2 separate regions of the Homo sapiens genome follow, and region 1 is linked to region 2. The links are chromatin loops, found by intact Hi-C in ENCODE. Cell type or tissue: GM12878. All regions are shown on one strand. Each heading gives the region's core, and the rest is flanking DNA. Links, peaks and the distances in the headings are about the cores only. Region 1 overlaps NALCN (sodium leak channel, non-selective). Region 2 overlaps FGF14 (fibroblast growth factor 14).

Region 1 (16,295 bases), core at 3,882-11,881, 500 kb after region 2:
TTATACCTTCTATCCAACCACAAATACTTGGTGAGGAAGCTGCTGTCACTCTTTTTTAATATATAGAGCAATGTTGACTGATGAATTTTGACTGTCTGATACAAGGCAAGAGACTACCTGGTTTGGGCTCACAATGTCTAAGATGTTTCTATCTCTGTGGGCCTAGAAATCTACTTAGACTTTCTGAGCCTGTTTCTCCATATGTAAAAGGGGATGCAAAAGTATCTACCTCACAGAGTTGTTGAGGATTAAAGATGTTATTACATGAGCAAGCAACATCTTTGGAATGAATCTTGGCACAAACCAAGCACTCCAGAAAACAGTAGCTCTTATTTCAATAATCCATCCTGTTGGTGTCCATTTTAATTGCGTGAGAAGCCCTCCCCGTGTTTGGCTTAGACTTCCACAGTCTCCTGGGAGGTTTGCTTTCATGGCAGGACTCAGAATCAATGCGGGAAAAAGTGACCTTTCTTGTTGTTCTGCTTGAGGTTGGACTCAGTCCCATTGTTCCAGACTCATTGTCTCATTACACTTTTGGACACAAAGCAAGATGAAAGCGTTGGTTGCTGTTATGAGTTTTATATCTGTAGTTGTCAAAGTTACAGAGACCCCACGTTGGCAAGTCACCTTGTGTGGAACCCTATGGTCAGGTACCATTTTGTAGCCCTGGGCACTTTTATACAATCATGTTTCATAGAAGGTGATTTGAGCTGGTATACAAGACAGTTTGAGCTGGTGTCTGTCAAAATCGTTGACAATGCTGTGTTAGTTTCCTGTTGCTGCTGTAACAAATAACCACAAATTCAGTGACTTAAAACCACACACATGTATTCTCTTAGAACTCTGCAGTTAGAAGTCCAAAATGGACTTCCTTAGGCTAAACACAAGGTATCAACAAGGCTGCATTGCTTTGGGAGACTCTGGAGAAGAAATGGCTTCCTTGCTTTTTTCACATCCTGGAGGCCACCTGCATTTGCATTTCTTAACTTTATGAGAGTCTGTAATGATGTCTTTATAATGCCTCCAAATGGTTGCAAAACTAACACATGCTTTTGTTTTTATGAAGCCAAACAGATTTAGTTGATTTTTGACCATGGAGTTGGGGTATGGGGACAAGGTTGGCAGCCATTTTTATGTTAGTGTAGTCCAACATATTACATTCCAGCCAGCATCTGTGGTATTCTATTCTAGTCATTATAGACTTTTAGAATCATGAAACTGTGAAGTTGCAAATAATCTTATAGGTCACCCAGTGCAGCCTGCTATTAAGGAGTATCCCCTACAACAGTGCTTCTCAAAATTCAACATGCTCACGAATCACCTGGGAACCGTGTTAAAGATACAGATTCTGATTCAGTAGGCCTGGGATGGGGCCTGAGATCCTGCATTCTTAATAATTGCTTCCAGGTTGCTGCTGGTCCAGGGACCACACTTTGAGTAACAATGCTCATTCCTGACAGATAATGCTGCCTTGGGGATTAATCTAGTATAGACTCTTTGTATTTTGAAAATTCCAGCTGTCATATACACAGATAAGTAATTTTTGGATCAAAGCCAAACTAAAAACATATCCAAAACTCCTCTGCTTTTAAAAAATGTAAACCAAAATGACATTGCAATTAAAGGAAACTTTAAAAAATCAAATGTGTATGTGGAGTCTGAAGGACCTTATATTAAAATATATAAATAAAAAAGAATATGCACACACATATGTGAATCCACATATGTATGTACTCACATACACATATACTAGAGATGTATGTGTTCATCTGTCTACATAGATAGGTAGAGGGATAGATCATGCATCCATATTAAATAATGCAATTGTGAAGACCTCAAGTCATATAATATTTTGTGGTACTGACTCAGCTTTAACATTTTCCTTTATATTAATTTTTATTAGAAAATAAAAAATTGAAAAGTATAAATTTGGACTTTCCTGTAGATACAAGGATGAATCTAAATGTAATGTCATCAGCCTTTTTACATTAAAGAAACTGATAGCCAGTTTCAAGCACTGGCTGAAGTGAATTGAGTTGAAGTGGGCCATGCCACTAGCTCTAACTTTAAAGCTGGAGTTACTGATTTTAATATTTAAATGTAGGTACTGCACATATTTATCACCTTAATTCTTATTTAATATTTGAAAGTTACTGCTTTGGAGAAAGTCAGCTAAGCAATGGTGATTATAGTGTATCAAAATCCATTGTAAGTGATTATTTTAATAACTCTGAACCAACAGGGACATGTAGACATTCAGACAAAAAACAACCTAATTATAATGACAGCACCAAAGTGAAGCTGTGACAGTTACAAAACCAATTTAAAAGTTTCCTGACAGCCATGGCTAAAAGCTTTGTTTGGATCTTTCAGTAATAACAGTTTACTTAAGACATAAATCCACAGCTAAGGAAAATAGAAAAAGAAAGTTGTGGCTTTTCTGCCATGCAGATGAAATGGAAATCAGCAGAAATATTTCTAATAGAACATTATGCTGAAAGGAGTATAGAAAAGGAATAATAGTAATGGAATTTAACTCTCACAATGCAAGAAAGACTAAATAACAATAAAAATTTTAATGAGCATAGAAATGTGCCAGATGATTTGCCTATCTGTGTTATGAAGGTCAGTCATTTCTGCAAGTAAATTGATGTGCATATAAACATGTTGATTGGCAGCTCTGGAATTTGATTTTTGTATTACCTGTAAAATAAAGTCAAAGGGAAACGGATATGCATCAATAGCCACGGTGACAGGAAGCCTTAATAAAAGTCTACTTTCCCGATGTCACTGGCATGTCTCAAATTATTAGATCCTTATCAATGTTACTTACCTCACTAGACTATGGGCTGAGTCTGATATGCAACATAATTAATTCTTCAACCTCGGGTAATTAATTTCTCATTCCCGAACAGAAAAATGCTTGATTCACAAAATTGCATTCCTTTTTTCTGTAAACCTTTGTAGAATATTTGTAAGTGTAATCACTGTTCTAAGCCCTTTACATATATTGACTCATTTAAAATTAATAACAAGTCTTTGGAGTAGGTACTATTTTCTCCACTTTATCAATGAGAAAACAGAGGTTTAAGTAACTCCCCTGGGGCCACAGTGCCAGTAAGTGGTGGAGTTACGGCTCCAGGCAGTTTGGCCCAGAGCACCTGATGTAGGATAAGGAAGACCCCATGAAACACATACATAGAGTCATGGAGACATTGGCAGTGCTCAGAAGAGGCAGTTCTTGTTCTCTTACCCCATTTTAGTAATAACAGTTTGCTTAAGACATAAATCCACAGCTAAGGAAAATAGCTCTTTGAGCTGCAAGGACTAAAGGATTCTCAGGTCAGACCAGACAGTAAGGGCATGTGTTAATAAATACCCAGAAGAAATGAAACCTCAGAAAGAGGATGTGTGGTGGCGCTAGTCCCTGGGCAGATGTGGCTCAGTGGTGTGTTGTTTGTGCTCAGTTCCTTTCCATAGGTCTGCTTCTCTCTCCTCTTTCTGCTGCCCAGGGCCTTCAGCCTCCACTCTCTCCATTTAAGTATTCTCTACCCCACAGTGGGCAGCGGGCCCCAGAATGGACTTTAAATAGACTAGGGTAAAATGACTTAGTCTCTCTGAACTGTGTGAAATGTGAGTAATATATCTCACCATATAGAGCTATGGTGGATATTAAAGTAGATAAAACAAATAACATTTGAATAATGTGGATTATGACCAAGTCGGATTTATCCCTGGGATACAAGGATGATTCAACATATGCAAATAAATGAATGTGATACATCCTATCAACAGAATGAAGGATAAAAGCTATATGATCATTTCAATTCATGCTAAAAAAGCATTTGGCAAAATTCAACATCTCTTCATGGTAAAACCCCTCAGCAAAACTGGGGATAGAAGGAACATACATCAACATAATAAAAGCTATATATGACAGACCCACAGCTAGTATCATACTGAATGGGGAAAATCTGAAAAGCCTTTCCTCTAATACCTGCAACATGACAAGGATGCCCACTATCACCTCTGTTATTCAACATAGTACTGGAAGTCCCAGCTAGAAAAATAGGACAAGAGAAAGATTAAAGGGCATCCAAATTGGAACGGAAGAAGTCAAATTATCCTTGTTTGCAGATGATATGATCTTATATTTGGAAAAACCTAAAGACTCCACAAGGAAACTATAAGAACTGATGAACAAACCTAGTAATGTTGCAGGATACAAAATCAACATACAAAAATTAGTAGCATTTCTATAAGCCAACAGCAAACAGTGTGAAAAAGAAATCAAGAAAGTAATCCCATTTACGGTAGCTACAAATAAAATAAAATTCCTTGCAATTAACCAAAAAATTGAAGGATCTCCATAATGAACACTATCAAACAGTGATGAAAGAAATCGAAGAGGACACCAAAAATGGAAAAATATTCCATATTCATGGATTGGAAGAATCAATATTGTTAAAATGTTCATACTACCCAAAGCAGTCTACAGATGCAATTGAATCCTTATCAAAATACCAATGATATTCTTCACAGAAATAGAAAAAAATTCTAAAATTATATGAAACCACAGAAGAGCCAAATCTATCCTAAACAAATTGAACAAAGCTGGGGGAATCACATTACCTGACTTCAATTTATAATTCAAAGCTACAGTAATCAAAACGCCGTGGTACTGCCATAAAAACAGACACATAGACCAACGAAACAGAATAGAGAACCCAGAAGGAAATCCACACACCTACAGTGAACTCATTTTTAACAAAGGTGCCAAGAACATACACTGGGGAAAAGAGAGTTCCTTCAATAAATGGTCCTGGACATCCATATGCAGAAGAATGAAACTAACCCCTATCTCTGTAAGGTACAAAAATCACATCAAAATGGATTAAAGACTTAAAGCTATGACCTCAAACTATGAAATTACTACAAGAAAACACTGGGGAAAATCTCCAGGACATTGGACTGGGCAAAGATTTTATGAGCAATACCCCCATAAGCACCGGCAACCAAAGCAAAAATGGACAAATGGGATTACATCAAGTTACAAAGCTTCTGCACAGCAAAAGATACAATTAACAAAGTGAAGAGACAACACACAGAATTAGAGAAAATATTTGCAAACTACCCCTCTGACAAAGGATTAATAACCAGAATATATAAGGACCTGAAACAACTCTATAGGAAAAATCTAATAATCTGATCAAAAAATGGGCAAAAGATTTGAATAGACATTTCTCAAAAGAAGACATACAAATGACACAAACAGGCATATGAAAAGGTGTTCAACATCATTGATCATCAGAGAAATGCAAATGAAAACTACAATGAGACATCATATCACCCCAGTTAAAATGGTTTATATTCAAAAGTCAGGCAATAATAAATGCTGGTGAGGATGCGAAGAAAAGGGAACCCTTCTACACTGTTGGTGGGAAGGTAAATTAGTACAATCACTATGGAGAACAGTTTGAACATTCCTCAAAAAACTAAAAATTGAGCTGCTGTAATTTAGCAATCCCACTGCTGGGCATATACCCAAAAGAAAGGAAATAAGTATATCTAAGAGAAATCTTCACTCCCATGTTTGCTGCAGCACTGTTTGCAATAAGATTTGGAAGCAACCTAAGTGTCCATCAACAGACGAATAGATAAAGAAAATACAGTACATATGCGTAATGGAGCACTATTCAACCATAGTAAAGAACAAGATCCAGTCATTTGTAACAACATGGATGGAACTGGAGATCATTATGTTAAGCGAAATAAGCCAGGCACAGAAAGACAAACATCACATGTTCTCACTTATTTGTGGGATCACAAAATCAAGATAATCAAACTCATGGACATAGAGAGTAGAGATTGGTTGCCAGAGGCTGAGATGGGTACTGGGGGGACGGGGGGAGGCAGGGATGGTTAATGGGAACAAAAAAAATAGAAAGAATAGATAAGACCTACTATTTGCTAGCATAATACAGTGACTGCAGTCAATAATAATAACTGTACATTTTAAAATAACTTAAAGAGTGTAACATAATCATTTGTAACTCAAAGGATACCCCATTCTCCATGATATGCTTATTCCCCATTGCATGCCTGTATCAAAACATCTTGTGTACTCCATAAATATATATGTGTATATATATATATTTATGTGTGTGTGTATATATATATATATATATACACTTACTATGTACCCACAAATATTTTTAATGTGAATAATATGGCCTGGAACATAGTAACCGTTTAATACATGATAACCTTTATAATAATACTCATTATGGCCAGGCATGGTGGCTCATGCCTGTAATCCCAACACTTTGGGAGGCCGAGGCGGGCGGATCATGAGGTCAGAAGATCGAGACCATCCTGGCTAACGTGGTGAAACCCTGTCTCTACTAAAAATACAAAAAAATTAGCCAGACGTGGTGGCGGGCGCCTGTAGTCCCAGCTACTCGGGAGGCTGAAGCCGGAGAATGACGTGAATCCAGGAAGCAGAGCTTGCAGTGAGCCAAGATCACGCCACTGCACTCTAGCCTGGGCGAGAGAGCGAGACTCTTTCTCAAAATAATAATAATAATAATAAATAATACTCATTATTTTTTAATGTTTAATTATCTTTATCTTAATGTAGGCAGTAGACTTGGACCAGACTTGGGTTCCAGTATTGAGTCCATCTTCAATCCCTGTTTGACAGTGGGAAAGTTACTTAACCTCTTTGAGCCTCAGTTTCCTTATTAGAATAGGTTCCTAGGGCTGTTATGAGTTAATTTATGTAAAGCACCTAGAAAAACTCCAGGTAGAGAGCAAGTATGATGTACATGTCACTTACTAGAAGTTGTAGTAAAATTTTCAACAAATATTTATGGAAGTAATAAGTAAAAAATAAATCTCAGGTTTCTCTTACTTTTCCAGTTGTATAATAATCATCTCTAAAATATTTTCATCTGCAGTATTCTCCCTAAACACAGAATAAAGAAATACTTGTTTTGTGTTACTAGCTTTTTAAAAGCCATTTATCCATACAGTCAGAATTAAGGATAAATACTACCCAACCAACCAATTAAAAATTAAGATGCAAGCCATACACAAATGATATATGTTTTCCATTTTTAGTCAAAAGTCTCTGAAACCATCTTCCTAGTCACTGTTTAGCTGCCTGAAAGAAAGGTTCCCTTGCCTGCCCAGTTCAGCAGTGTGGGACATGGATGGCTTTATCTTGGAAGCCCTGTTTTGCATAGCAGCACATCACAAAGGTGCTGTCAGCCAAGGACTAAGTCAATTACACTTAATCATGAGGTTTATTTCTTTGTTAAGAGTCTGTCTGTTTCGCCCCCTCAGAAAATGATGCGGTCATCCGTTTTCCACATGTTCATCCTGAGCATGGTGACCGTGGACGTGATCGTGGCGGCTAGCAACTACTACAAAGGAGAAAACTTCAGGAGGCAGTACGACGAGTTCTACCTGGCGGAGGTAAGCAGCTCTCCACCGTGCAGATCGCTGGGCAAGGAGCAGGTGAACCGCGGACAGTGCCTCTTAGAGATGCAAAAGTGAAGTGTAGCCTGTTCATTACTTGACTTTCACCAAAGCTGAATCATTGTCTGCTTCTTAAGTGGTTCCTCTGGTCACAGTGTGGCCTGATTCATTTCCTGTCACCGCGGGCCTGAGTCATCTTCCTCACAGTATGTCACGTTGCCAGGGTAACCCTTTTCCCCTGGGTCTTACTCTAGAATCTTGCTGTTTTCCTATCCACCTCTTATTATCTCTCCCTTTCTCAGCGTACATTAGTTTGTTTCCTACTAAGTACAAGCAGGCACAGATTCAGAAGATCATAAATAAGCTGGTCAGCTCAGCAATACGTAGAAGAGGGCTGGAAGGACATATAGAGAGATGGTAATGATAAATTACTCCTCTAGAAACGGGTGTTACAACCTACATTAAAGACACCAATTAAAGGTAGGTTTCATGATTAAATAAGCATCTCCCTAGCACTCTACATATCATATTACAGTTTTGGAATAGTACTTCCTATTGATAAGGTAATTTTGTTAATACCTGATTCTTAAAATATTTTAATTTTTATTTCTTTCAATAAGCATTTTGCATTTATATTAAAGCATTTTAATAATTTTCCAAGATCTTTGTTTTTTTAATGTAAAAACTTACCTAAAATATATCTCAGAATTCAATGGTTACATATTTACAAAAAAATTGATTGACAACGTAGAAACCCATTCATTGTGTGAGTGAGGTATACATACACAGTTGTACAACGCTTCAATAAATCCAACCTATGAAAAAGTAAACTGAAAAGACAGAAAAAAGTCACAATTTTATTATTTTTACCAAAGCATTTTTCACATAAAAAAAATCAATTTGCCATATAATTAAGTGTTATTACATTCCTAGAATTCTCTCAGTACATTTAAAAATTGATTTGGTTAATAAAAATTTAGTCTACCCACGCACAAGCTTTTCTGAAAAAGAATTGATTGCATGTACCTAACGAGCATAGACATCTACGTGGATATCAAGAAACTTTTAAGTAGTCGCTTCTGAATTCTCCTCTTCATGGAAGTATGTCTCCTGAAACAAAATACCGTTAATACAAAACTTTTACTGGGCTACAGTCTCTGTGATGCAACATTTGCCCAATGGCCACCTGGTATATGGAGCTTACAATCTAGCAAAAAAAAAAAAAAAAAACAATAAACAATAAGAGTTTTGTGCTATGGAGAACTAATGACAGGGGCTGATGAAGAAATTATATCCAGCCCAGCCTCTGAAAAATAGGTATAATTTTGCTGAAAATCCAGCACACGATGAATGGATTGTCAATAAAAGCAGAGAGAAGGTCGGGTATGGTGGCTTACGCCCGTAATCCCAGAACTTTGGGAGGCCAAGGCGGGTGGATCACGAGGTCAGGAGTTCGAGACAAGCCTGGCCAACATGGTGAAACCCCATCTATACTAAAAATACAAAAAATTAGCTGGGTGTAGTGTCGGGCACCTGTAATCCCAGCTACTCTGGAGGCTGAGGCAGGAGAATCACTTGAACCTGGGAGGCGGAGGTTGCAGTGAGCCAAGAGCGCACCACTGAATTCCAGCCAGGGTGACAGAGTGAGACTCCATCTCAAAAAAAAAAAAAAAAGCAGAAAGAAGCCTAGACTGATACTAATATTTGCAGGTAAATTTCTAACACAGGGAAAGAACAATGAAGGAAGCCTCATCAAGTTATTTCTGTTTTTCCCAGGAAGTAGGAAGCAAGGTCTGCATCCAGCCAGATGATGAGACAGTGAAGTGGGAAGTTGGCAAAGAAAGGGGAGAGGGAAGAGGTGCCTGGGGTTAGGCAAAAAATTAACAATACAGCAAATGCAACATTAAAGATCCATTTAGGACTATGGATTTACAGTGATACCAATTCAGATAGCTCTGCGACTTTTTAGCCCTGTATAAGAAGAGGGAAAAGCAACATTTAAATCAATCCACCTTTAGGGATTTTTTTCAGGTTAGGGGAACTGAGAAACAAGGGGAAAAGATGGATTGCTGGCAAAGGAGTTGAAATGATGACCCTGTGGTTTCTGTTGGATGTGGAAATGGGAGGAGAATGGAGGAGTGAAGGTGAAGGATCAATGGTCTCTATATGGTTAAAGGACGGGTACCACCAAAGTGATGGAATAATAGAACCAGAAGAGGTTATGATCAGAGAGTGGAGTCCAGGATTTTACAATTCCAGGGTAATTCTAAGTAATGAAATATAAAATCTAGGGTGTCACGTGAATGTGGGTGGCTTAAACATATTGATGGAGTCAAGGCAGAAATGGAAACGACTGTTGAAGCTAAGGCGCTGGCTGAGTCTTCACATGGACATTGAAGTCACTCAGAGTGAGGCCAGTTCTTGGAGAGAAGAGTGGAGTCAGGGAGCAAAGTCACGGGGAATGAGCGAGTGACTGATGAACAGATTGACAGAAGGACAGAAGACAGCTACAGGGAGAGTGGGTGACAGCATGGTTTAACCTCATGGAATACGTTGCAAAGGAGTATCAAGGAGTAATGGATGGGCACCTCTTCCTCGTCTACATGTTCTACTAGAAAGGGCTGGAAAGGGCTGCAGGGGTAACTCATGTATTTGAGAGAGAATCAGTTGAGGCACAGACAGAAAGTAGATTCTGGGAACAGAGATTGATAATGTAGAGGACATTATTTAACGTAGGAGAGACTCAAAGATTAGTTCAAGGCTCTGAGGAGGGAGAAGTGGGAAGATCGATGAGACAGAAGAATGATACAAGAGTAATAGCATCAGTAGGTAAAGATTTGCTGGCAAAAATGCCAGGAAACAAAAGCAGAAATGACCACAAGAGATTACAGTTATGCTTATCTCTCTGGGAGGAGGAATCTGCATCTGCTCCTGAGGGAATCTTGACATTAGAGATTACAGTAACATTGCTTTTGTGATCTAGCACAGGGTGGGCAGGTGGTCACACTAAATCAGTCCTGGAGCATAAGTGAATAGGCCCTCCACACTGGCAACAGCAGGGAAGGGAATTCTTTAGTAAATTTTACCTAACTTTTTCATGTACAGAATTGATCCTTTCCTAATGTGTTTATGTATGGTAGATGATTTATCCTCATACCTTAAGAAATTCCAACAAAATGTCAAATAATTGAATGTTGTAGAGTTGACTGGTTACTATTTAAGTGTATTGTAGAGTCCAGGGGTAGTTGGTAAATCCTTGTCTTTTTTCTTTTTTATATAATATTAAAAATAAAAACAACCTCAACAACAGACAGACAGGATTGGATGGTGGAATTCAGTATATATTATGTGTCCAATAATTGTTGTCCCCTGACAATAATAATAAGAAAGGGTGTGGGAGGAAACTTTGAGAGGTGGTGGATATGTCAATGGCATTGATGGTAATGGTTTCACAGGGGTACACTTATTCCCAAGTTCATCACATTGGTACATTACATGAATGCAGCTTTTAACATGTCATTCATTCTTTTTTTTTTTTTTTTTTTTTTTGAGACAGAGTCTCGCTCTGTCGCCCAGGCTGGAGTGCAGTGGCGGGATCTCGGCTCACTGCAAGCTCCGCCTCCCGGGTTCACGCCATTCTCCTGCCTCAGCCTCCCAAGTAGCTGGGACTACAGGCGCCCGCCACTACGCCCGGCTAATTTTTTGTATTTTTAGTAGAGACGGGGTTTCACCGTTTTAGCCGGGATGGTCTCGATCTCCTGACCTCGTGATCCGCCCGCCTCGGCCTCCCAAAGTGCTGGGATTACAGGCGTGAGCCACCGCGCCCGGCCACATGTCATTCATTCTTAACAAAGCGGCAAATCAGTTAACCAGCTAAAAACTAACTTGAAATCCTGGAAAAATAAATAAATAAATAAACTAGGTAGTGGTGATTTTGTTGACTTAAACAACCAGATAGACCCCATCAGTGTACTCTTGAACTACTTAAGCATTCTGAATTTGTTCCACTCTAGGTTTTGGGGTTTTTTTGTTGTTGTTTTTGTCTCCTTTTTTTTTTTTTTTTTTTTTTGAGACAGTCCCACTCTGTTGCTCAGGCTAGAGTGCAGTGGCACCATCTCGGCTCCCTGCAACCTCTGCCTCCCAAGTTCCAGTGGTTCTCTTGCCTTAGCATCCCAAGAAGCTGGGATAACAGGCACACCCAGCTAATTTTTGTATTTCTAGTAGAGATGGGGTTTCGCCATGTTAGCCAGGCTGGTCTCAAACTCCTGGGCTCGAGCGATCCATCCATCTTGACCTCCCAGAGTGCTGGAATTACAGGCGTGAGCCATCACTCCTGGCCGTTCCACTCTGTTTTTGATTTTGTGTGTTTGACTTTCCCCAAGTATGTTTCGTTTTTATTCAGATTACATTGCCATTTCTCTTTGTATCAGAAACTTATACATGAGACAAAGTGATTTGTTTCAAATGAATGTGAAAAAGTCACTTTAATTAAACTTACTTTTTCATAATATATTCTATTTTTATAAAGTTTATAAAGATGTCTTGAGTTTAGGCCAGGGTTTGGCAAACTCTTTCTTGCAGACCCAGATAGTAAACATTTTGCCTTTTGTAGACCACCCTCTCTCTGTCTCAACTACTCAACTCTGAAATTGTACAAAAGTGAGTGTGTCTCAGAATGGTTGTTTTCCAATAAAACTTTATTTACAAAAATGGATCTTGGTTTAAGCTATAGAAACAGAGAGCAATGTCAAATAATTGAATATTGGATTATATTCAATTATTTAAAATACAAATAAATAATAACATTTTGTGTTAAAGTCAAATATTTTAATACTGACAACAATAAAGCTATGATTTTTGGGGGGCCCATTATGTTCTAAGTGCTTTAAAAGAATTCATTGTCTCATTTAATTCTCAAAATAGTTATAATAACAGCAATTCAAGTTTATAGACTATAATGATGCAGTATGTAAGGCAATAGCATTATGTAATATTTTGAAAAGTTTATTTTAAAAATGGATCACAACAGGTCATGAGCTTTTAAAGAAGTTATTTTTTAAGTTCCCACATATTCCAGAATAAATTATTTAGAAAATCTAAAATAAAGCACTTTACCCATTAAGAGCCAACTCACAGTCTAAAAATCACCCTTTAAGAATAAATTAAGATACTTAGCTTCTGTTGTGAAGCTGGGGACTTGTTTTGTTACTTTGGATTAATTAACCTACATTTAGAATTAGTTAAGAAACAGGAAACAGTTTACCTCTTTTGTAGCCTATGCATAAACAGAAAAAGGTAAAGTTTATTTTCCTCTGTAAGAATTTTAACTTTTCATTGTGATCTAAGAGAATATATTATTATTGCACATTAAATCATATGTTATAATGAACATGATTACATTTTAAAATATATATTATTTTCTTAAGAAATAAAATATAAGCAATATTTTTCTTATTATTATATGAATGTATTTGTATCCATTAGACTGTACATTTAACAAAATTTATCAGCACAGCACAGGAGATTAAAAGCTTTATCTTCTTTTATCTCAATTCTTCTTTTGAGAAACTCACAAACAGATGGGAGAGATACAACAAGGAAGGCAACGGACCTACAGAGAGGCCCAAAGTTAGCTCTGTGTCACCCCCTAGCATTATCCCCAGCTATGTTCTCTGATTTCCTCTAGACCTATCTGAATGGGGAGCTCAATCCTCTTCCACCTCCTGGTGTTAAGTATTAATGAGGACAGTCATGTTTTCCAATGAAGCCAGAGGGGAGAAAGAAGTCCTAGGACTCTGTGCTACATACCCCACAGTAAATTAACTAGAACTCCTCTTACCCTCAACTCTGTCTATCCCTCCTACCCAGCCTACTCCCATATCTCCCCAACTTGTCATCAGCCAGGCAGGCTCTTCCCCTGCTACTCATGCACAGCAATTCCACTCCACCCCCAGACTTGCATCTTCACTTGCTTTTTGTTCAGCAAAACAAAAAGCTCTGCTATTAAGAGGATCTAGATTCCTCAGAAAAGAAAGTATCATCTATTACTTAAGCCCTCTTAGTCCCCCACAGGAAATATTTATTTTAAATACATTCAGAGTTTCTCTGCAAAGATTTCACATGGATATAAAATTTTTCATCTCATTTCAATTATAAAGTCAGAGAACAGAGAGGAAGAAGGGCCTAGTATCCTTTCTTACATGGCAGTTGTGCTTGGTGATGGGGAATCAGAGGTAAATAAAGTAAATAAGATATGGCCATCGATGTGTGACTCTAAGGACCTCTTTCTACTCTTAGAAGCTATAGTTCTGTGAGATTATCTGGTGTAATCTTGAGTGAGGTGTATACCTAAAATTTGTGGCAATAACATGATTTATCAAAGAAATTTTAGTGACTCTACAAGAAGAAATTAAGAACAATTTCCAAGTCAGTGTTTGTCTCAACACATCATATCCATATGAGCAGTTTTAGTTATTAAATCCGTGTTTCCAATAGATCTAAAAATCATTCTCTATTGTGGTAGACTAAATATGTATTAAGTTGTCTTGTCGGAGGGAATGAGTCATAAACTGCCAAGGTGCTAGTTCGCTGAGAGAAGTTACAGCTTGAGAGAATGTTGTTTCTAAAACAGATTATTGATGAAGCAAAACGTGCTGAGACTAAATTAATTTTACACAAATAAGATTTGGGCAGGATTAGACTTATTTATGTCAGATACCTATGATGTCAGAAGCAACCATTAGCCTTTGTGTATTAATATGATTATTTTGCAGGATTCTTTTTCTATGGTTATTTTTCCTTCTTTTTGAAATTTCTATCCTTTGAAAATCTGTGACTTTCTTTTATTTCCTTCTTAATTAGAAAGTATTTCATAAATTCAACACATAGAGAAAATATTATAACCAATATTTGTGTGTCCGTCACCCAGATTTTTAAAAAATTAATAGTTTTTCATGTTTGGGTCAGGTTTTTCAATCAGAAATAAAACATCATTAGTAGAGTAGAAGATCCCTGTGTACCACTTCTTGATCTCCTCCTTCTCCCTAATCCACAGAGAACTATATTCATCATATCAATGCATGCTTTATAATAGTATGAAGTATTAAGGTGCCACTTTTTCAATCCTCATTATATTTGGGAAATTGATTCATGTCGATTGAAGCATGAATTTATTTGTTCTGCATGTAAGGGCAATGGGTATTTCAATTGCTTCCAACTTTTTGCTGTTGAAAACAATACTTCAGTAAACATTGTCATTAGAATTTCTGTGCCACATTTGGGAGAGCTCTTTCTAAATATATACCTAGACTTAAAATTGTGAATTTGTCAGATATGCTCACTTTCAACTTTGCTAAATATTGTTAAATTGAACTTCAAAGTGCTTGTGTCAATTTACATTCCTACCAGGATATATGAGCAGCTCTACTTCATACTACTTTTTTTTGTTCAGGATTTTTAAGTTTCTTACAATCTCATATAATCATTATAGTCTTAATATACATTTTCTTGGTTACCATAGAGATTTGACCTTTTTTTCGTATTCTGTCAGCCCTGAATTTCCTCTTCTATAATTTTGCCTGTTTAATCTGTACCCTAATTGATTTTTCAGTTATCTAGTAGTATGCAGTGCAGACATCTCCCAGCCTTCAGCTTGTCTTTTAACTTTTATTTGCTGTCTTTTCTTCAATAGAAGTTATTAATTTTAACACTGTAAGATATAGTCATCTTTAATTTTTGATTCAGTGCTTTTTGTGTCTTATCTATACCAGAGTCATTAAAGACATTCTCTTATAGTAAAGGCTAGAGTTTTCAAGTTGTGCTTTTTCAATTTTAGACTCCAATACATTTGGAATGAGATAAGGACTTGATTTTTTCCCCATATATAAACAATTGTCCTTCGAAGATTCATTGAAAATTCATTCTTTCCTCACTCCTGTAGTGCAATTTCTGTCATATATCAGGTTTACACATGTGCACAATTGTGTTTCTGGACACCTCAGTCTGTGTCTATACATCAAAGCTTTAGTTGATAACATGTTGTCATAAGTGCTATCCTTTATAATAAACCTTGAGATCTATTAGGGCAAGCTACTGATGTTGATATTCTTCTTCAGATTTGTTTTATCTGTTCTTGGTCTTGCTATTCTTGCTCTACATTATGAAAATTTAATTCATTTTAGTAATGAGATTTTAATTGATGTTAAGAACATCTCTATTCAGTTATTCTAACCTTCCTTAGTGTTTTCCAACAATGCTTTATAATTTTCTCCAAAGGTCTTCCACATTTTTTGTTACATTCATGCCTACATATCCTACAGTTTCTTTTGTGAATGAAATAATTTCAATTACATTTTTATTGATGTAGGAATAATATTAATTTTTTATATTGACCTAATTCATAGCCAGCAACTTTACTACAATTGGTTGTTTGTGATCATCCATAGACTTGATTGGAATTTCTATGTAGATAATTGTATCTTCTGAAATTAAGGTTTTGTCTTTCCACGTCTAATTATCATATCTCTGATTTTTTTCTTCTTTTATTATCCGGGTGTGGGTCTCTAATAAAATGTTGAATAGAGGCAGTGATAGTGGACATGCTGGGTGTTTTTCTATATTTTGATACGAATGCTTATGATTTCATCATTAATGTCATTTGTAGGTTTTTATAGATGCCTTTCATCATGTTAATAAAGCTCACTTCTATTTCTAGGTTGCCAAGAGCATTTCTCATTATGAGTTGAGTATTCAATCTTCTTCTACCTATACTGAGCTGACTACACAGACTTTCCTTTTTAATTTCTTAGTGCAGT
Region 2 (16,295 bases), core at 3,713-11,712:
TCCGGCTTCCTTAACTTCAGTACCTCTTGCCATTGTGTCACAGCTTGGGTGTGGTGGGGGAGGTGCAATCTTCTGGGTAGAGACCAGGAATCCCACTAAGCCTACATCGTATGGGATAGCCCTATGACAAAGAATGACATGGCCCAAAAGGCCAATCATGCCAAGCTTGAGAAACTGCTCAGAATAAGCAGGGAGAGTGAAGAAACAAGCTGATGCTCAAACTAGTGAATCTCATTTTGTTGTTAATCGCCCCTTTTCTGCAACACTTGTGGGTTAGGGAAAATAATTCTAAAGCAAGAGCAAAGACAGAGTTGGGAGATCACCAGTGAGGTTCAATTTTCCATCACATTCACTCTGCTCCACACCTCAGATAATCATGTGCTTAACTGCGCAACTTGCTTGACAATTACAGAACACTTTCTCACCCATTACTACCTTGATCCTCACAATTCTGTGGGGTAGTAGGAGCAGATGCTGAAATTGCCATACGCAAATCAGTGAACTGAAGCTTAGAGACCTCCAGCAGGGGCAGAGGGTCAGCGGAAACTATCCCAGGGTTCAGCCAACAAGAAAGTATATTGGAATCAGAGTATTAAAATAAGAATAATAAAACCAACTAAAATTTACCGTGCTTTTTATTTCCACTCAGTGCCAACAATTCTTAACAGTGTCAGTGATGGATCCCTGTGCCCCAGGGGACAGACTTCTTACTAGCTTCTGCCACTTTGGTCAGCTGCTGTTCTGGGGAGGTTAACTTTCTTACTTCAAATTCACACTAGAGAGGAAAAGGAAATGCATACATATAGGACCAAATTTCACTCCTGATGTCTCCACACACAAAGCTCCTTCACCATGCCAGTCTCAATCTGCTGCTCTGGGGAGGTTAAGTTTTGTTTGTTTGTTTGTTTGTTTTTTGAGACAGAGTTTCATTCTTGTTGCCCAGGCTGGAGTGCAGTGGTGCAATCTCGGCTCACTGCAACCTCCGCCTCCCAGGTTCAAGCCATTCTCCTGCTTCAGCCTCCCAAGTAGCTGGGATTACGGGTGTGCATCACCACACCTGGCTAGTTTTTGTATTTTCACTAGAGATGGGGTTTCACCATGTTGGTCAGGCTGGTCTCAAACTCCTTACTCTCAGGTGATCCACCTGCCTTGGCCTCCCAAAGTGCTGGGATTACAGGCATGAGTCACCATGCCCAGCCAGGAAGTTAAGTTTCTTACCTCAAATTAACGCTAGAGAGGAAAAGGAAATGCATAAATACAGGACCAAATTTCACTCCTGATGTCTCCACACACAAAGTTCCTTCACTATGCCTGTCTCAATCTTGTCATTAAAGTGGTATTTCCTTATTAGGAAAAAAAGAACTAGGTCCTTAAAATACTGTTCATTCCATCCCATGGGTTGAGTACATTACATATTGACAGTGGTACATTCCAGCCACCTGAGACAACCAATCTTATGCCAATCAGTGCTACAGAGAGCACCCCTTGCCTTACAGCTGGCCTAACCACAGCTGGGGATGACTGACTGGAGAATGTTGTGATCTTTGACTTTGTCACAGGTAAAATGGTGTTTCTAACTGTAATCACAGGTCTCTGTGCTGTGCCTTTCACTTCATCACACTCTATTCTCTCTAATTCCAACCCTGCCAAACTCATTAGGCCAAATTTGCTTACTTCTGTGCATTCTACACACTTCCAACAAACCCTATGTTTGCCTTTCCTTGTGATGATAAAGAGAAATGGCAGTTAGTGGTCTGAAAGATGGCGTCTGACCTTTTTATGATGGGGCTGAAGGCTGGATGCTGGAGGCAGGGTGTGTGTTTGGTGCAGCACTGATATTCCCTATGGCAGTGTCAGAGCCTGCCTAAATACAACCTACTGACTAGCATGAAAATATTCCTCTGGGCAAGAGGGAAAAATGTGACACCATGGGAGGTAGGATTTGACATGATACGGATTTGGAAAAATGAAATGTGACAATTGCTAATTCCATACAGTTCAAGGAAAACTGGCCTATTTCAGGTTCCCAGCAGGTATTTAATACTGAAGTGTAAAGAAAGATGGCAAACTTACAATTATTTTGATTGAACTATGGTTATCTCCATTCAACTAAGGGAGCATTTGCAGCAATGCCGATGGGCCAGCTATTTTGGTTTTGCCATATTGTTTCATTTCTTGACCCACGTTACATAATCACTCAGACCAACAACAACTGACTGAATTGTTATTATATTTATATGTATTACCTAAGTATATATTTCCTGTTAGTCTTTCAATGGATAGCTCAAAGCAGATAGAGTGAGAAGGACAATTATGCCTTTGCTTGATTTACTTGAATATAATGCCCCTGACAAAGGTATTTTTGATATAATAAATGTGTGAGTTTCTTGTTTAGAATCTTAAACTCGGTCCGAAGGTTGGGATTTTGCACAATGGGGTTAGAAGAATTCACTGAAACACTTATCCAGCTGAAGGCATATATTGCCAATTTCATATTTGTGTCTTGCTATTTCAAAATATTGCATTGCCAGGCAAGATTTACTGCAGCATTCTGTAGCTTAACCCTCTTTCACATAGGCACACATCCCTCCAAGCTTTTCCAAAGCATGTTTAACAGTGCTACTAGAAATCAGACAAAATGCTCCTACCATTTGGATTTTGGCTTTACCAAGTTTATTAAGTCTCTATCAATGGAGCAGGCTACTCACAGCACAGCACAGTACCTCACATGGTTGCTACACAGATCATCAACCTATACTGCTTAGTATTCAGATATCAAAATCAGCAGAATCAAAAAGGGCTGGAATTAGCTGGTTCCTGTCCAATTCTAACTCCCTGGCGGCCTCTCTCTTAGGGACTCTTGTGTTGGTTTGTGTTCCCAGAGATGGGAGCCTTTAATTGTGATTTTAAGCCATTAGATTATGAACTGAATAATGGCAGAGAAATGCCTACCCAACTGCCATTAGTGAGGACAAGCGTTGTTTTCTTGATAAATTGTAATGTTTAATTTTTTAATTGACAAATCATAATTGTATATATTCATGGAGTACATAGTGATGTTTTTATATATAGTGTACAGTGATCAGATCAAGGTAATTAGCCTAGCCATCATCTCTAACATTTATTATTTCTTCGTGTAGGGAACATTCAAATCCTCCTTGGTGCTCTTTGAAACTATATATTATTGTTAACTATAGTCATTGCTGCTAACTTGACCAAGAAACCTAAATAAGCATTTGTCTATAGTCGACCTTTCTGCATGCCTCAGAACAGTAGAAGGGGACTTGCTGACAGAGACCCACAGTCACGTGGGGTCCAAGTTTTGAACTTTCCCCTGACTGGCCAAGTGACAGGCAGCAGTCACTGTGGTCTTTAAAATACCCCAAAATACAACATAGATTGTGGTATAACTTTCTCATCTGAGTTTTCCAACTAGCAAGAAAATCTCTATCTATGTGTGTCATTATGTCTCATTTTTCCTCATTTTTAGGCAGTATATAAGTTAAAGAATCTGGTTTGTGTTTTCTCCTGCATATTCTGTGATTTATTTGAAGGTTCGCAAATTATATAAAGCTAAAAGTTATTTTTACATGTAAACTACATAGAATCACATAGCATTATTTTGTTGTTTTACTATGACAAATGTCTCTAATTTAAGGCATTGGGCCTTATAACCTTTGTTAGTAAATGGAATTGGAGAAGAAGTGTGCCTAATTAATATTTTGGTTTGAAAAGTAAGATTACTGTATTAGAATTTTATCCAAGGATTAAATTTTTAATAGGGTATTTAGGTGAAGTAATACTTTTTTTTTCATCCTTCAAGAGAGTAATTAATTCTACAAAATATTAAGCCTGCTGACTTTGAATATTTTTAAATGCTTTAGATTTATTAGACAAATGCTCATTGTCTACCTGTTGTAGGCTACTCTAGGACTTACATTCCAGTGGAAGAAGACAGATCATAAACAAATAAGTTTCAAAAATCAGTGGGTATTGGGAAGAGAAAAATAAAGTAATGGAAGCAAGACGGGGAATACCAGGGAGGCTGGAAGGAATTAAAGAAAATACTATATCAGGTGATCAGCATGCAATAGATGCTCAGTAAGCACTTGTTACCATTTGAATGAGTACATGGATGGATGAGGTGGTTGGTTAAGGCAATTTCAGAGTATCACATGCCAAAAGCAGTTTAAGGGATGGGGAGCCACTGACGGCTTTTGATCAAGGGAACAGCATGAACAGTTCTTTGAGCACGTGAAACACTGGAAAGCCATTTTCAAAGTGCACTTTATGCTTACTTTTCATCGATTTTGTTGCCACTTTAACTCTCCCTGCGACAGTCTTTGTGACTCTGAAAATTATCATGTGAATAGGCATCATTTAACAATAGGTATTGATAGGGTGAATATTAAGTCACCAAATAAGTGAAGGTCTTAGACAAAAGCCTTTTTAATAGAGGGTGAAAGCTAGACAGGAAGCAGTGAACGTAGAGTAAGCCCCAAATAGATATATTTTATTTCCCAGACTCTAGGAACTGAAATGCTTTCAAAGAATCTGATAGGAATAGTCTTGCCTTTCATTCTCACGTACTGGTTCATATTTCACTCAGGTTTGTTTCCATCAAAAATAGTTCCATCTAAGGATACTTTGTTACCCTATGTTGTATGAAAAAGTGGATTTTCTCTTTAGTTGCTAGTACTGTATTCTGTGCGGAAAAGACCATTGGAGTCACCCCTATTTTTTGCAGGCTCAGGGGTTGGTATTAGATGAAGAAACACAAGATTTCTCTGTCAGTTGGGAAATCCTTTTTCCTCTTAGGAGTTTATTAGGTTTTTTAGCTGCCACTAAGTTTAGCTTATAAGAAGAGAGGGAAACAGCCTCTGAAACTTCCAGGCTGATCCTTTCATTTATCTAAATTCCATTTCTACCTCTGCAGAAAAGGGCTAGATAACAAATCTGATCCTCTTTTCTCTACAGTAATAGCTCCCACCCAAAGACTATTATAAGGCTAAATAGGACAGGATCTTAAGGACTGAGAAGTGCCATAGAGAACATTGCCTCCTCCCTCTTAATTTTACAGCTGAGCAAACTGAAGCCCAAAAGATTAAGTTATTTTCCCAGGAGTCACATCAGTAAGAAGGTCATATGTAAAATTAAAATAGGTGAGACAGTTATTCATTGAATGATGTGAACCTGTCTTTCCAACCTAGGGATCAGATGTTAAGAATCGTAACAATGGGTCGGAAGGGTAATGGGCACTCAGAGAATCTGTATGAATCCCAGGCAACCAAGCTACTATGGGAGAGAAGAGAAATAGCCCAGCCAGATACAGTCTGCATGGGCTGCACCACTGGCCCCACCTCCGCTAACTGCTTATTGCCCACTGATGCGTTATGATCTTTAGCCATCCTGATCACTCTTGGATTCATCACTGCATTCTCTACTCCATCCCAGGTTCCCTAATACATGTACATATATATGTGCCTCACCCCCTCAAGATTCAGACTCCCAGTTGAGAGCATCTCATTGGCCACATGACATCATCTACGGTTCCCTAATTGCTGGGGTTAGTGGAAGGGGACAGAAAAGTTAGGGATAGGCTCTTACCTCTCACCTGTCTTGTGACTCTACCCAAATCAACGTGTGTTTGGATGCAGAATTGTCAAAATGACAATACTCACGATAACTCTGTGCAGTAGTAGCTCTGTTCTGCACTTGACTCAGAAAGCAGTCATAGTCAGAGCTCTGGCATGCTCTAAACCAAGATTTGGTTGGAAATTTGATCTCTCATGGAAAAGGTGCTTTTGTTATTGTTGTTTTCTCATGGAAGAAGCAACCAAACATCTGTTGAATCTTTAAGTCAGATTGTCTCAAAGCATGTTGGAAACAACACCTACATCAGAATCATCTAGGGTGCTTATTAGAGCAGATACCTCATCCCTCAACCCAGAACTGCTGATTTGAAATTCATGGGGCCCAGATACAAATGCACACTGAATTGTGAGGACTGCTGATCTATACTCAGTCACTACATATGTTCCTGTAGGATGTTACATCCTTTCATGGACTTTTTCGATTTGTTGCCAACCACATAGAGAACTAGAAAGTTAGGTCAAGAAATAAGAGAAAGTATTAGGTTTAGATTTCTGGGTGCCAAGCAAGCCCTGCAATTATTTAGTTATTGTGTCTTTATGGTTACTGTATCTTTATTGTTACTAGGTCCACATAGTTACCATGTTATGCTCTACAAGGGCAGAAGAGTAAAATATATTAAGCTACTAGCAAGTGCTCATCATACTCACACTGAAGGAATTTGCTAGCAAAAGCCATATTTGCATTCTAACTTGGTGCAGTGATTTACAAAGTGTGGTCCCTAGACAAACAGCATCAGCATCACCTGGGAACTTGTTAGAAATGCAAACTCGCTCCTACTCTGTCCCCAGACTTACATTTTAACTAGCTTTCTGGGTGATTCTGATGCATGCTAAAGTTAGAACTGCTGCTCTCAGCTTCCATTTCCTTGTCTGAATAAAACAATGATAATTGATCCTTCATAGTTTTTCTTTAGATTATTTTCTGTTGTCATTATAAAACTAAGATAATGTACAAAAAGGCACTTAGTTCAAGGTAAGTGTTCAATAAATAGTAAGCATATTATTGAGCTTATATTTAATTTACAAACACTGCTCTTATTTTCTAATTGTTTAACTTCAAGAGAATCCACAGGTTGCCTACAATATAAGCAGTCATGTTAGATGTTTTATATATATAAGTTCTAAATGGGATGCAGAAGTTCTAAAATTGTGATACTTAACCAGGAAAATGGCAGATTTTTATTCTTCCATTTTAGAAATTAGGACCAGGCTACTTACTTTTCTACTGTCATTTAAATCCACTTTAAGGTATTCACAATGACTTTAACATGACATTAATAAGCTTAGTGGGTCTTTGAATTTCTTAATCCCAGTTTCCTGGGGCTAAATACAATAATCTGTATCTCTTCATCTTTGACACGCTGATAAAAATCCCTGAACCTGGATTTGCATTTGGTTTTCAAAATCAATCATTTTGCTATTCAAAGGCAAGGCAATTGAGTGAGGTTTGAGATTGAAATACATATCAACCCCACTAGAGGGTGACCTTTATCTAAATCAGGGTGCATATAAAGTAAGGGCATCTTCTGTAGCCATCTCATAAAATTGGATTGTATAACTGTTTACTCAAGGTGAAGGAGAGGCTGAGAAGTGATTCTTACATGAATAATTAATAACTTTCAATTTCTAAATAATCTATTAGTCTTGTGGGAATATTTAAAACCAAGCTATTGCAAATTTCTCAGTTTGTATTTTAGGATAAAATTCCTTATTAATAAATTCAGCTCTGAATTTTAAAATTATCTGCTTCAATTCCAATTCAAAATATATTCCCCCCTTTTCTCCCAAAAGACACACACAACTAAACATATGAGAAAATAGAACCCCAAATTTGTTTCATAAAAACAAGCAAACAAAAGGCTATAGGACTTTGTTAAGTTTTATATGGTGATTTAGAAATAAGACAAACATATTCTCTAGATACCAAAGGAGAAAAAGAAAATCCAAATGTTCACATAGTAATTAGAGAGCTCAGTTTAGGTCAACCTTAAGAAATTAATGTTGAACACCATATTTGGTTTATCTTTTATAGTTCAGATTTAGAAAGTAAAACATTTGTGTTATAACTCCTCTGCTAAAATCTCTCGGTTTGATATCAGAGTTCAATGTTATTCTTAAAACCACCTCAATAAATATTTTTTTGTAGTACTTAAAATTTCAACTCAAAATTTGCAACACTATGAATACAAGTAATATTTATGTATTCTGAGCACTTTTTATACTAACTTAATTTTTTAAAATTTGATCTTTAATAATTATTGACAGAAAAAATCTGGGCTCAGGATAGTGCCAATTGTATGAAAATATGTAGATTCAACTGTTATTTGCTTCTTTTCTAGGACAGTTTTTTGTTTGTTTGTTTGTTTGTTTTTTGTTTTTTTGGTGGTGGAGGAAGGAGTCTTGCTCTGTCACCCAGGCTGGAGTGCAGTGGCACGATCTCAGCTCATGGCAACCTCCGCCTCCTGGATTCAAGCAGTTCTCCTGCCTCAGCCTCCCCAGTAGCTGGGATTACAGGCATGTGCCACCGCACCCGGCTAATTTTTGTATTTTTAGTAGAGACGGGGTTTCACCATGTTGGCCAGGATGATCTCAATCTCCTGACCTCGTGATCCGCCCACCTCAGCCTCCCAAAGTGCTGGGATTACAGGCGTGAGCCACCGTGCCTGGCTTTAAGACTATTTTAAAGAGTGTTTCTAGAACACTGAATGGTTATCTTACAAATAAAAAAAACAACTAAACTCATGCAAAACAAGACTACGGCAATTAAACTTGGATTCTCAGGTACAAATGACTTTCATTTTTATCTACCTCTACAAGCCAGAAAAATAGCATATTATAAAAATGCATTTCTATTAAAACACAAAGAAAGGTTTTATGTGGCATGAATTAGTCTAAAATAAATTTTTAACTTTAATCTAAGTTCATAAGGAGATATTAACTTTGGAAAAAGGTAAGTCTTTGAAGGATGGGTGGCTTTATCATTATTGTATTTTTGAAGGAAGGTTGCAGTCTGAATTGAAACCTTTCTTCCAAGAAAATTCAGCCTGCTGTGCTCTCGTACTAAAATAGTATCTGTAACAATGGCATATGATTTTTATATAGAATTGGGAAGAGCTACACTAATAACTTTTACAATCTCTCTTGTTCATGTATTATTTACCTGAGAATAGCTACTCCTGTCTTTAAGATTAGGTACTTTTTCCATTAATTAAAAAACTCCCATTTTAAAACTATAGAAGACGTTCTTGAAAAGTGTATGTGGGTTGAGAATAAGCATATACTCTTATCACTAACCCAGCCTAAAGCTGACATGGGGCTAAACTTTCCTTTGCAAATTAGAGTTGAAAGAGAAAAAATGCAATTCAATTACTTCATGAGGAAGCCACTCAGACTTTCCCACCAGTTGCAGACTAATCAGATGACAAATATGCCTAATTGTTTGTCAACTGATAAGATATGACAGTCCTGTCCATGTGGAGAACAGCAATTCAGGCAGTTTCTTCAATTCTCTCTCCAGTTTGAGATCAAATTACCCCAATTTTTCTGAATTCCTTGAAAATTTGATCTGATTTATTTTTAGCCAACTCTTTTGATCATTATTTTTTATTTACTCATTTTTTTTGGAAGAGACGGGGTATTACTCTGTCACCTGGAGTGCAGCGGTGTGATCATACCTCACTGCAAACTGAAACTCCGAGGTGCAAGCAATCCTGATTCAGCCTCCCAAAGTGCTGGGATTACAGGCATGAAACACCATGCCTCGCCTCTGGTTCTTCATGTGTAACGTAAAGTTTAAGAGGCAATTGACAGACATAAAGAAAATTGGGAAAGAATATACAAGGATTAAGAGGGTGGGTAGTGTGAAGTGAGAATTATTTTATTCTTATGTTATGCATCTTTGTGAAAAAACGTAGCTAACGTGAGCTATTCTAAGTATTTCTAGAATGTCTTCTCTGCATTCTTTTGAACTAAACTCAAAAGTAATTTTAACCCAAAGTTTGATATTTCCAGACATTGTTATGATTACTATATCACATATAGTAATGTTTCTGTAGTATTTGTTTGTATAAGTTTATATGTACATACTTAGATATTTACTCCTTCCTGTTTTCTTGCAACAATGTTGATATGCCGTATAAGTTCTTAGGCAAAAAGATATGTCATTTAACTTCCATTTCTGTTAGGAAGTGTATTCTACTTAGCATTTTAACCCTAGTTTACAGTTAAATGAGAACCGAGAACTGATTTTTTTCTCCAAGTTTAATAACTGTCATCTTCCTCTTCATCATTATTATGAGTATTTTGGATTTTCAGATTCTCCATTTATAGAATGGAAATCACAGGAACTGTTCAACTATTTTTGTTAAGAAATTATTATTATTTTTTTCTTTTTGTTATGGAGTCTTACTTCGTCACCCAGGCTGGGGTGCAGTGGTGTGATCTCGGGTCACTGCAATCTCCGCCTCCCAGGTTCAAGCAATTCTCCCGCCTCAGCCTCCTAAGTAGCTGGGACTACAGGTGCATGCCACTACGCTCGGCTGAGTTTTGTATTTTTAGTAAAGATGAGGTTGCACCATGTTGGCCAGGCTGGTCTTGAACTCCTGACCTCAGGCGATCCACCTGCTTCACCCTCCCAAAGTGCTGGGATTACAGGTGTGAGCCACTGCACCTGGCCATTTGTTATTGTTAAAATGAAGGTATACTCTAGTGATATGGCTTAAACACATTAGAAACACTGACAAAGATAGAGCAACAGGGAAAGATACTGTCTGAGCAGAGCTCTGTGATAACTCTTGGCAACAAAGAAGAAGCTGGCTTTTCTCTACTTTTTTATTAAGGCAGGAGGAAACACACATGGGTGGATGGCTCCTTTGTCCATACCATCTGCACTGAAACAGTGACCATGCGGCACCCTGGATCAGCCCCTAGGAGCCCCAGCAGCTGAGGAGCTTCAGGGAGCCAGAGAAACAGCCTAGGAGACACCTAATCCAACTCCAAACTAGGAAGATGACAACATTCATCCTCAAAACATTCTTAAGAGTAATCTAGCTAGCACGAAAAGGCAAAGAAATGGCTATTCCAGGCACGCGGGCATACGTGGTCTCCAGATTTGGCCGCTTTCTTACTTTGTTTTCTATTTTGTTTTGTTTTTGTTTTTTTCATGGGCAGTGTTCAATGGCCTCATCTGGCTACTTTCTTCAAACATAGGTCTCCTTGCCTGGCATTTAAAGGATGTTTTTTGAGCTTTTACTCAATAACGAGTACCAGAAACTCTCCTACACTGTTGAGATAAACAAGGAAATTTTTTTTTTTTTTTTGAGACGGAGTTTTGCTCTTGTTGCCCAGGCTGGAGTGCAATGGCTCCATCTCAGCTCACTGCAACCTGCGTCTCCCGGGTTCAAGTAATTCTCCTGCTTCAGCCTCTGCAGTAGCCGGGATTACAGGCATGCGCCACCACGCCCAGCTGATTTTTATTTTTAGTAGAGACGGGGTTTCTCCATGTTGATCAGGCTGGTCTCCAATTCCTGACCTCAGGTGATGCGCCTGCCTCAGCCTCCCAAAGTGCTGGGATTACAGGCGTGAGCCATCGCGCCTGGCCAACAAGGAAATTTTAATAAGAAAAATATTGGTTTAAATTACATTTTCAATGACAACAATAAAAATTTGCAAACCACAAAATCCAAAAAAGCAAATCAATATTTAGGAACAAAATACTTTAAGACTTTAAGTTGAGAAGGTGGAACTAAAATAGAATTTAGGTCTTCTTTTACCACCATTCAAATTACAGACCGTGTGTGTGTGTGTGTGTGTGTGTGTGTGTGTCTGTCTGTGTGTGTCTGTGTGTGTGTGTATTTGATCATATATAATATATGGAATGTGGTATTACTGAATTGCATTTGCATGTCATATTTTTTAATTGGGTCATACCATTAAATATATATCACTTATATATTTAAAATGTTGCAAGAGAAAGATAAATTTACCTTAATTCCAAAAGAATTCCTTCATCCTCACTAACAGAACCTGCTTTTATTAGGGGGTCATATGTCCTAATTCTGGAAGTTGATGTTTGGTTAAAGGCTACTAAACAATTATCAAACCATAATTAAACTGTGATTAATACATTTCACTTTTTATATCTGTCATAGCAGCCCCACTTCGCTTATCCAGTGATTAGTCTAGGTGTGGTTATGTGCCCCTGGTTCTGAACATTAAGATAAATAATATTTTTTAGAAAGCTGCTGAGAAACTATTTTCTTTTTCCAAAAAGATAGCCATTTTTTGGCCCTGCCCTCTTCTAGCCTACTTGGGATGCTGTTCTATGAAAATATAATGTTTGGAGCTAGAGCAACCATTATGTGCGAGAACGTCATCAATAACTTAGAATGGCAGAAGGGAAAAAATAGAGAGAACATGAGTTCCTGATGAACTCAGAGGCACTGATCTAACACTAGAAGCACCAAGGTTTAGAGACTTTCTGTATGAAAGGGGCTCACTTTCCACTGCGTAAGCCAATGCAGTTTGGGAAATCCCAAATTCAGCTACAATTCCCTTGTTGCTAAAAGCATTCTGAAATGATACAGAGACTGACTTTGCCAAGTACTTTCATTTAATATCATCATTCATAATATTATTTTTAGTTTAATATCATCATTCACAATATTAAGACTTGTTTGTATTTTATACATGTAGATTACTGTTCTTTTGTATTTTATGCAACTGATTAAAATTTGTATAGAATATGTTAAAAATTCATTTACATCAAATTCTAACTATTTCATTCTTCTCTGGTCAACAGTGCATTAGACTGTTGAAAAGATAAAGATGATATAAACATGTTTTTGATGTTATTTCTAGTGAAGCAAAAACAAGTACTTCATATTTCTATTTTTCTCTTTAATGGTTGATATTTCTTTACTTACAGACTTCATTTAAAATGTGCCCATTCATATTTACTGATAGGAGTTAAAGTGTATCAAAGGTGATAATTAAAAGTGAAATAAAATATATGGTGTAGAATGCTGTTTAATCTGTTTCACAATTGAGTTATTTTAATGAATCAACATGAATATTATGTTACCTCTATAGATCAGATAGAAAAAAAAATTCTCCACAGTAGTCTCTGCAAATCTCATATTCTCACAGGTATGTGTCCAAGGATGGAGTTGTTTTTTTTGTTTGTTTGTTTGTTTTTGTTTTGTTTTGTTTTTTTCCCCCAGAGAAGGTTTCCACATCTCAGCATTATTTTTTTTATATATAACATTAGGGAATCCCATGAATGCTATATTTAGCCAATAGGAACTAGAGCAGGAGTCAGCAGGCATTTTCTGTAAAGTGCAAGTTAAGTGTTTTAGGCTTGTGGGTCAGATGGTCTCAACTGCTACTCCTCCACTGCGTTTGGACGTCAAAAACAGCCTTAGGCAATATGTAAATTAATGGTCTTGGCTGTCTTCCAACCATACTTTCCTTAAACAGTTGGCAGGCTGTATATGACCTAAGGGCTTGTTGTTTTCTCACTCCTGACCTAGAGATTCCATTTTTGCTTCGTCAACCTGGGCTTTTAAATGTGGTTCTTGGAAACTTAATGTATGTATTTTCCCTGATGCATAATTGCTGAGAATTCCTACTGTGGAACTTATTAAGACATCAGTGGGGGAGCCTTTGCAGCACCTACGACAGTTCTGCCTCCAGACCAACATCCTCCTCCACCCTGAGTCAAATTTCTCTTTTAATTTTTTCAATTAATAAACTTTTAAAAGCAGTTTTAGCTTTACAGATAAATTGAGCAGTAAGTAGAGCGTTCCCATAAACCCCTTTTGCTCCCATCCCTCCCTCCACCTATTTCCCTTATTCACATCTTACATTAGTATGGTACAAATTTTATAATGAACGAGCCAATATTGATAAATTAATATTAGCTAACGTCCATAGTTTACATTAGAGTTAACTCTAGGTGTTGTACATTCTATGGGTTTTGTCAAATGTATAATGACATGTATCTACCATTATAGTAACATACAGATAGTGTCACTGCCCTAAAAATCCTGTGTGTTCACTTACTCATCATCCCTCCCTCTCTCCACCCTCCCCCTCTCCTCTAGACCTTGGCAACCACTGATATTTTTACTGTCTCCGTTCTGCCTTTTCCAGAATGTTATATAGTTGGAATCGTATAGTGTATAGGCTTTTCAGACTGGCTTCTCTTACTTAGTAATATGCATTTAAGGTTTCTCATATTTTTTGATGGCTTTATAATTTTCCTTTATCACTGAATAATATTCCATTGTCTGGAAAGCTTGTTTGTATATTCCCCTATTGAAGGCCATCTTGATTGCTTTCAAGTTTTGGCAATTAGGAATAAAGCTGCCATGAACATTTACACCAAGTTTTTGTGTGGATGTAAGTTTCCAACTCATTTGAGTAAACACCAAGGATCAAGGTTTTTAGATCCTATGGTCAGTTATCTTTTCTGGTGACCATACTAGCCCCATCACTCCCAGTTACTGTTTGCATTAGTTTTCATTTTCATTTCTACATCACATAACAGTCACTCCTGTTATTCACAATATTATTTTCCTTCACAAAGACTTCTCCAGCAGAAAAGAAGATGGATGAATGCCATTCATCCCTCAAAATTGGAACCTTTCCTCAAAATATGTGTTTGTGTATGTACTACTATTTTTAAAAACTTTTATAACTTGCAGTTTGTTTTCATCCTTAAAGGTTATTGTCAGTTCATCCTGCATTTTTTTTTGTCATTCTGTATGTATAGTGAAATATAGTCAAGTGCTCTATATCAGTAAGTCTGGAATGTTCCATTCTGGCAGTTATATGCTGGGATACATAACATTGTTGCACAAGCCAGAGTAAGTGTAAAGATTGCTGTATCTTATTTGTGCTCTGACCATAGACATGATCTTATTCTATTCAGGCTGCTACACGAAAATACTATAAACTGTGTAGCTTATACACAACAGAAATATATGTCTCACAGTTCTGGAGGCTGGGAACTCCAGATCAAAGTGCTGGAAGACTTGGTATCTGATGAGGGCTTTCTGGTTTGGGGACAGTGTTTTCTCGATGTGTCTTCACTTGAAAGGGGAGAACTCCAGTCTCTTCAGTCCCTCATAAGAGCACTAATCCCATTTCAGGAGGGATTCATCCTCATGGCCTAACCACCTTCCAAAGCCCCACCTTCAAATACCATTACAGTGGGGATTAGGTTCCAACATATTAATTTTGGGGAGGGACACAAACATGTCAGATCACAGCAAACACCAGCTTTAGTAGTCATCTCTTTAATTATTTCACAATAGTTTATAATTTTTTAAACTATCTGATAGGAAGCTCTCAGTTGGACTGTATTTTTCAAAGTCCATGTGAAGAAAGGGCAAATAAAATTCTGGTTTGAAAAGTAACAAATGTTCTCAGATGCAACATTTGCTAAACTCCAAATCTTTATATAGATTTATATAGACAAAAAGTCAAACGTGTCTCCTAACCCTAACACACATGTAGAGAAAACATTGGATTCTGAACATGGAGGTTGTAAAATAGGGTTTATTTTCCTTTTGCATACTTAGAAATTTTAATTGTGATAAAAATACAAAATTTACCATCTTAACCCTTTTTTATTCTCTATTTCTGTATTTTTGTCATTTTAAGAGTGTTACATAGATGAAATATGACAATATGTAACCTTTGGGATTGACTTTTATTGTTGTTTTGCTCTGTATAATTCTCTAGAGATTTATACATGTTGCTGCATGTATCAATAGTTCATTCCTTTTTATTACTGTCATATTCCATGGTATGGATGTACCACAGTTTGCTTAATCTTTCCATTTTTAAATGTACACTTGAATACTGTTCGGTATATTTATATGGCTGTCCATCAGATCTCCAGAAATCTCACCCTGCGAATCTGAAACTCTTCACCTACCAAACAACTTCCCTTTCCTCCTCTCCCTAGCCACCGGCAACCGCAATTCTAATTTGTTTCTATGAATTTAGCTACTTTAGTTACCTCATATAAGTGGATTTGTATAGTATTTGTCTTTTTGTGACTGACATATTTGACTTAGCGTAATGTTCTCAAGGTTCATTCATGTAACATGTATCAGAATTCTTCCTTTTAAAAACTAAATGATATCCCATTGTGTGTACCTACCAAGTTTTGTTTATTCATTCATCCATTGCTGGACATTTGGGTTGCTTCCACCTCTCAGATGTTGTGAATAATGCTGTTGTAAACATGGATGTGCAAGTATCTCTTCAACTCCCTGTTTTCAATTCTTTGGGACATATACTCAGAAGTGAAGTTGCTGGATTATATAGTAATTCTATTTTTTTTTTTTTTTTTTTTTTTTTTTTAGAAACCTCCATACTCTTTTCCTTAGTGGCTGCAAGATTTTATAATTCCACAAACAATGCACACAGACTCCAATTTCTCCACATACTTGACAGCACTTGTTATTTTTTGTTTTTTAATTTGTATAATTTAGGGGCTACTAGTACTGTTTTTCTTTGTTGCTGTTTTTTTACATGGCTGTATTGTATAGTGGTAAAGTATGGGCTTTTAGTGTACGTTGTACCCATTAAAGAATTTATCTGTCGTCCCCCTCCTATCCTCACCCCCTT

What was found. Peaks named below come from ENCODE experiments on the same cell type or tissue, not always from the same donor. Only the 100,000 strongest peaks of a DNase experiment are listed, where the experiment ranks them.
Region 1: a loop joins it to region 2, with 2.3 times the contacts of the local background. A loop is called at or near these places in 2 of 110 quality-filtered maps.

Annotation. Positions count from the first base shown.
Region 1 is chr13:101,249,627-101,265,921 of GRCh38, reverse strand. NALCN (sodium leak channel, non-selective) reads left to right here. Exons shown (of 44, transcript NM_052867.4): 11 at 7,348-7,479. Among named protein-coding and RNA genes, the nearest start is that of NALCN, 160 kb to the left of the region's middle. RefSeq lists enhancers at 7,767-7,826, 7,157-8,356. In GM12878, for the core only: a CTCF peak has its summit at 7,538; a DNase peak (open chromatin) is centred at 7,651.
Region 2 is chr13:101,748,481-101,764,775 of GRCh38, reverse strand. The region is part of intron 3 of FGF14 (fibroblast growth factor 14); the gene reads left to right. Among named protein-coding and RNA genes, the nearest start is that of FGF14, 160 kb to the left of the region's middle. RefSeq lists an enhancer at 12,840-13,341. In GM12878, for the core only: a CTCF peak has its summit at 7,137 (motif pointing right); no DNase peak of the experiment used is centred there.